Linked DNA regions of Homo sapiens: region 2 is linked to region 1. Evidence: read pairs that join two places in POLR2A ChIA-PET (ENCODE). Cell type or tissue: IMR-90. All regions are shown on one strand. Each heading gives the region's core, and the rest is flanking DNA. Links, peaks and the distances in the headings are about the cores only.

What was found. ChIA-PET counts read pairs that join two places held together with the same protein. Peaks named below come from ENCODE experiments on the same cell type or tissue, not always from the same donor. Only the 100,000 strongest peaks of a DNase experiment are listed, where the experiment ranks them.
Region 2: POLR2A ChIA-PET joins it to region 1 with 5 read pairs; 4 of 35 experiments call an interaction of 5 or more read pairs at or near these places.

The regions. Positions count from the first base shown.
Region 1 is chr6:137,891,017-137,893,930 of GRCh38, reverse strand. No RefSeq gene overlaps it. Among named protein-coding and RNA genes, the nearest start is that of WAKMAR2, 24 kb to the right of the region's middle. In IMR-90, for the core only: no CTCF peak of the experiment used is centred there; a DNase peak (open chromatin) is centred at 1,590; H3K27ac peaks cover 287 bases.
Region 2 is chr6:137,696,414-137,699,327 of GRCh38, reverse strand. LOC124901411 (a long non-coding RNA gene) reads right to left here. Exons shown (of 2, transcript XR_007059789.1): 2 at 1-651. Among named protein-coding and RNA genes, the nearest start is that of LINC03004, 32 kb to the right of the region's middle. RefSeq lists enhancers at 1-84, 1-94. In IMR-90, for the core only: no CTCF peak of the experiment used is centred there; a DNase peak (open chromatin) is centred at 1,527.

The DNA.
Region 1 (2,914 bases), core at 120-2,619:
TGTCAGTTATGAAGTATGAAGTTTTTGTTGAAACTCAGCTAGTAAATTCCTATCTTCTTTGATGTCAATTAGTTGGGAAGTTATAAAGATAAGTTGAAATTCTCAACAAATGGGTTCAAAATCTCTTGAAACCCTTCATTTGGGTAATTTTTAAGCTGACTAGAAAATTTAGTTTTCAAGTTTAAGTGTGCGGATAATCGAGTTTGTAGGTGGCACATCTGCATCATTCCTGAATGAATGAATGAGTGAAGGTGCCTCTGGGACCCCCCTCTGAGCTAAGTAAAGCATACAGTGACAGTGACCCATAGACACTGTCAACTCATATATCAAATACTAGCAACATGTGGTTTATATCATAATTTTTAAGATGAAAAAATAAACTCAGAGGTCTTCTATTTTGTTCCTGCATCTCCTGGTGGCATGCACCCTGCTTTGGGCTTTGGGAGCAACACAAAGCCCCCAGGAAGTCTTAATTAGAGGGAAAGCATGTCCAGGCCCATTATTCACAGGCATAGGTCACTAATAAAGATACAGCAAAAAGTGGGCTGGAAAAAGGGATGAAGGAGGTTCCAGCTCAAGCTAGAGCAGCAGAAGGGGAGGGGGAGGGGTGGATTTGAGAGACATTGTGGAGATACACTTAAAAGTTTGGATGTAAGGCCAGGCACGGTGGCTCATGCCTGTAATTCCAGCACTTTGGGAGGCCGAGGAGGGTGGATCACTTGAGGTCAGGAGTTCGAGACTAGCCTGACCAACATGGTGAAACCCTTTCTCTATTAAAAATACAAAATTAGCTGGACGTGGTGGCGCACGCCTGTAATCCCAGCTACTTGGGAGGCTGAGGCAGGAGAATTGTTTGAACCTGGGAGGCAGAAGTTGTAGTCAGCTGAGATGGTGCCATTGCACCCCAGCCTGGGAAAATGATAATGCCCTTTCCTCCCTGAGCATGGGAAGAAGAGGGTGGGGCATGAAATGTGATGAGTTCAGTTTCGGATGATGTGAGGTCCCCTTCGCTCCCACCGTGTGGTATATGGGAGGCTTCCTGCAGTGTTGGGAGTGAATATCTGGGCAAGCTGAAGCAAAGCCAGTTCCTTCCAAGCTTTATTTTTCAGCCTTCTAATCCTTAGGCTCTTTGTCTTTTTGGAAAGTTATTTATTTCTTTGAGACTCTGAAGAAAACCATGGGCTCTGGTTCAGAAGAAAGTGCATGTACACACCACAGCATAAATTTCTACCTGTACTTTATAGGACACTCAGCCCCAGAGATCTGTCCAAGTCCAGATGGGAGCCCTACTCTAACAGGCTCTTTCAGTGACCTCAAAACCTGCTCTGTTTCACTATGTGCCAATCTTCTGAGTCAGAGATAATTTGCTAATTATAAGTCACTTCCAATTTTAGAAATCCTCATGACTTATGGTCAAATGCTAATGTTCATCACGCTGATTGATGAATTGTAATTTCTAATGCCGGGTGTGAGATGGCGGAGAAAATGGAGACAAGAGGAGGTTCACTCTGAGACTTTGATTCCTCTGGGCCAGCATTCATATGGCTCAACCAGGATGGAATGCAGTGGGAAACACACAGCACCATCTGTGAATGATTCTTGCCTCACTGAACCAGAATCTAGTAAGAAGTACAAAAGAACAAGTTAAATGACACCACAAGAAAGCAACCAGCCAATCCAGAATGTGGGATACTCTATCTAACAGATGACCTCATTGCTCTAACAAATGAATGGCATGAAAAATTAAAAAAGAATATTCCAGAAAAAAAAAAGAGCCTTGGCTGGGCGTGTGGCTCATGCCTGTAATCCCAGCACTTTGGGAGGTTGAGGCAGGCAGATTGCCTGAGGTCAGAAATTTGAGACCAGCCTGGCCAACATGGTGAAACCCCATTTCTACTAAAAATACAAAAATTAGCCAGGCGTGTGGGCACATGCCTGTAGTCCCAGCTACTTGGGAGGTTGAGGCACAAGAATTGCTTGAACCCAGGTGGTGAAGAACTCAGAGAGCCAAGATTATGCTACTGCACTCCAGCCTGGGTGGTGGAGCAAGACTCTGTCTTGGTGGCTGGCAAGAAGCCGAATAGGAACAGCTCTGGTCTGCAGCTCTCAGTGAGATCAGCACAGAAGGTGGGTGATTTCTGCATTTCCAACTGAGGTAACCAGCTCATCTCACTGGGACTGGTTAGACAGTGGGTGCAGCCCATGGATGATGGGCCAAAGCAGGGTGGGGCATCACCTCACCCGGGAAGCTCAAGGGGTTGGAGAACTCCCTCCCCTAGCCAAGGGAAGCCGTGAAGGACTGTGCTGTGAGGAAGGGTGCACTCTGGCCCAGATACTACACTTTCCATGGTCTTTGCAACCCACAGACCAGGAGATTCCCTTGAGTGCCTATACCACCAGGGCCCTGGGCACAAAACTAGGTGGCCATTTAGGCAGACACTGAGCTAGCTGCAGGAGTTTTTGTTTGTTTGTTTGTTTGTTTGTTTTTTATACCCCAGTGGTGCCTGGAATGCCAGTGAGACAGAACCATTCACTCCCCTGGAATAGGGGGATGAAGCCAAGGAGCCAAGTGGTCTAGCTCAGCAGATTCCAACACCATGGAGCCCAGTAAGCTAAGATCCACCAGCTTGAATTTCTCACTTCCAGCCCAGCAGTCTGAAGTCAACCTAGGATGCTCGAGCTTGGTGGTGGGGAGGGGTGTCTGCCATTACTGAGGCTTGAGTAGGCAGATTTCCCCTCACAGTGTAAACAAAGCCGCCAGGAAGTTCAAACTGGATGGATCCTACCACAGCTCAGCAAAGCCACTATAGCCAGACTGCCTCTCCAGATTCCTCCTCTCTGGGCAAGACATCTCTGAAAGAAAGGCAGCAACCCCAGACAGGAGCTTATAGATAAAACTCCCATTTCCCTGGGA
Region 2 (2,914 bases), core at 238-2,737, 190 kb after region 1:
GTCTCAGAGATCTGAAAGCATTTTCAAGGGAAAAGGAAACCAAAAAAGGAAAGAAATATGTCATCAACATTTATCTATATATCCTCATCCTGTAGCTGAAACTTTGTTTCATCCAATTCCTGGTGTCATAGTTGTCTAAGGGGCCACATGATTCTCTACCAGGATGGGCCATTCTAGTAAGACTGCACCTGGCCAAAGATAAAGCTGTCTTTACATCTGGACTACTTCTTGGAATGTTTCAGATGGTCTCACATGAGCTCACCTAGAAACGTTTGCAACTCCAGGAAACAGCAGCTGCAAGGAGGAGAAAAGGGAGCTAACAGTTATTGAACAGCTTTGTGAGAGGTCATGTTTAGAAGCTTTTCAAGTGCTTTCTCTTTTTATCTTCTCAACAATCCCACGTGGTATCATCATCCTCATTTTATAGTGAAGGAAACAGATGCTCAGCGATGTTGGGTAACTTGCCCCAGGGCAGAAAGCAGAACTGGTCCTGTTCAGCCCAGGATCAAGCCGGAATTCAAATCCAGATCCTCCTGCCTCTGAAATGCTCTTTTCATAAGATTGAGCTTCAGTATATGTGGCCATCCCATACACTCAGGAAGTGGGGAAGGAGGATGTGGTTCCTGAGCCATGAAATAGTCCAGAGAGAATCTAAGAGACAGAATCAGAAAAACATTAGCCCTACAGTCATCATCAACACACAAGTTGAATAACATCAAGTTTTTAGTCCCAGGCTTCCTGTGGACTATCTTTCTGAAGTCCCCTGCTTGAAGGCCGTGCTGGATGGCCGAGCACTTTGGCATAGGAAGGAGAGGAATTTGTATTTCATTAAACAACAACAACAACAACAATTCAGAATTGTAATTCTCTTTTTTTTTTTTTTTTTGTGACAGTTTTGCTCTTGTTGCCCAGGCTGGAGTGCAATGGCGCGATCTCAGCTCACTGCAACCTCCGCCTCCCAGGTTCAAGTGATTCTCCTGCCTCAGCCTCCCGAGTAGCTGAGATTACAGGCATGTGCCACCACGTCCAGCTAATTTTGTATTTTTAGTAGAGACCGGGTTTCTCCATGTTGGTCAGGCTGCTCTCAAACTCCCGATCTCAGGTGATCCACCGCCTCAGCCTCCCAAAGTGCTGGGATTGCAGGCGTGAGCCACCATGCCAGGCTGAGACAATGAAAAGGTGGACATTTGATGAGCTTGTGTTTCTAACAGTTTATAGAGTTCAGAAACATGGAGATTTGTTTGCATGACACTTTCATTACAGAATTATTATTCAGTTGATTTATTCTTTCATTCCAGATCATTAATATTAACTGATATCAGGGGTGTTAAATATTTAGAGATAGAAAAAGAAATGTATCTAATGAGCAAAAATACATTTTAAGATTTAAAAAAAAAAAGAAATCAAATCTTTGGGATCCAACATGGGACTTTGGACAGCTCAGGATATCCGCTGGTTTCTGCCTGGGATCTGAAGACTGTTTACATTCCAGTGGAATTCCTGGGAAAGTCCAGAGCTCTCACTGCTGTGAAAACAATGGCTTATGGTGATAAACTCTCAACTGCCTCACCCTGAGAAGTGGCAAGGCCTGCAAAGTTTCCCTGGGCAGGATGGACAGGGCCAGGCAGCATTCCTAGGAAGAAATTGCCTTGTTTGCTGCCTTGAGCTGAAACTAAAGCTGGTTTGAAGGCATGCAGACTTCTGCCTGCTGAACCATGACTGGGCTTTGACAAAGGTGACTACTACACCTCTTGTCATCAACAGCTGTCATTGCTGACAATTTCCACAAGGAGTCACAGCCACTCTCTGGGCAGGCTGGGCACTCCTAAGGTATGGGAACCTTTTGTTCACTTCACTAGGAAGTCGTGGAGATGGAGCCAGTGATAGTTGGCCTTAAGCTATACTAAATCCCTCCTTTTGCAGAACAGGAAACAGAGGTCCAAGAAGTTCATTCAGTATTTTAACATGGCTGGTTAGTGGCAGGGCCAAGACAAGGAGCCAAGCTTCACTTATCAACTCAACACATATTAATCATGCTCTGCACCATGTGCAGGGAAAGAGCAGTGAGTGAAACTGTTAGGAAAGGAGGGATGGATTTGGGGGTAAGTCCATCCTCCAATTTTCAGTTTTCAGCCTCTTAAGAAAGAGAACTTGATGCTTGGTTTAATCTAGAAGAAGCTAAACATGGAAATATTCCTCTTGCCAGGGGTTGATTTAGGGGTGGGCGTACGATCTAGTTCTGGTCAAGTAGGTATGAAGGGAAATTTGCTATGGGGCTTGGTAATGTTTCTGGGAACAATTTTTCTTCCACTAAAGGTTGCTGCATGGGGATGTAGTGCCTGTCGACAAGCTGACATAGTACAGAAGAGAGATGGAAAAAAACCCTGGGCCCTTGACAACATCACTGAGCTGCTGAAAAACCAAACTCACAGGCCCTGCTACAACACTTGTTGAGATGTGAGCTGATAAAATTAGCTTACTAATTCAGTCAGCTGAGTTAGGTTTTCTAATGTATGTAATAGAAAGCATTCTTTAAAAATATTCAAAGTTTTAGTGGCGGATTTACTAGAATTTTCATCAAATGGCTTCTGTTTTCTCTTAGGAAAGTAGAGGATGGATGGTTTGAAGAAAGTGGAAAATCGAAAAACAGCTCCTTAGAGAAATTCAGGAGTGGGGAGGGCCTGATGATGCCCAAGCCCAAGAGATCATAGGAGGAACAACCAATTCACTAGGAGGCTTTCCTCCAGCTGTGCTCAGTAGCCCAAGAACATCAGCGGAGAGGGTAGATCATTACATTCCGCAAGGTTTGAGGTTTCTTCCTGGGCAGGTGCTTTCCTTTCTCTGCCACATTATATTGTCTTCAAGACGTTGGTTCAGTTCCATATTTGTCAATGTCTACCATGTACAAGGCACC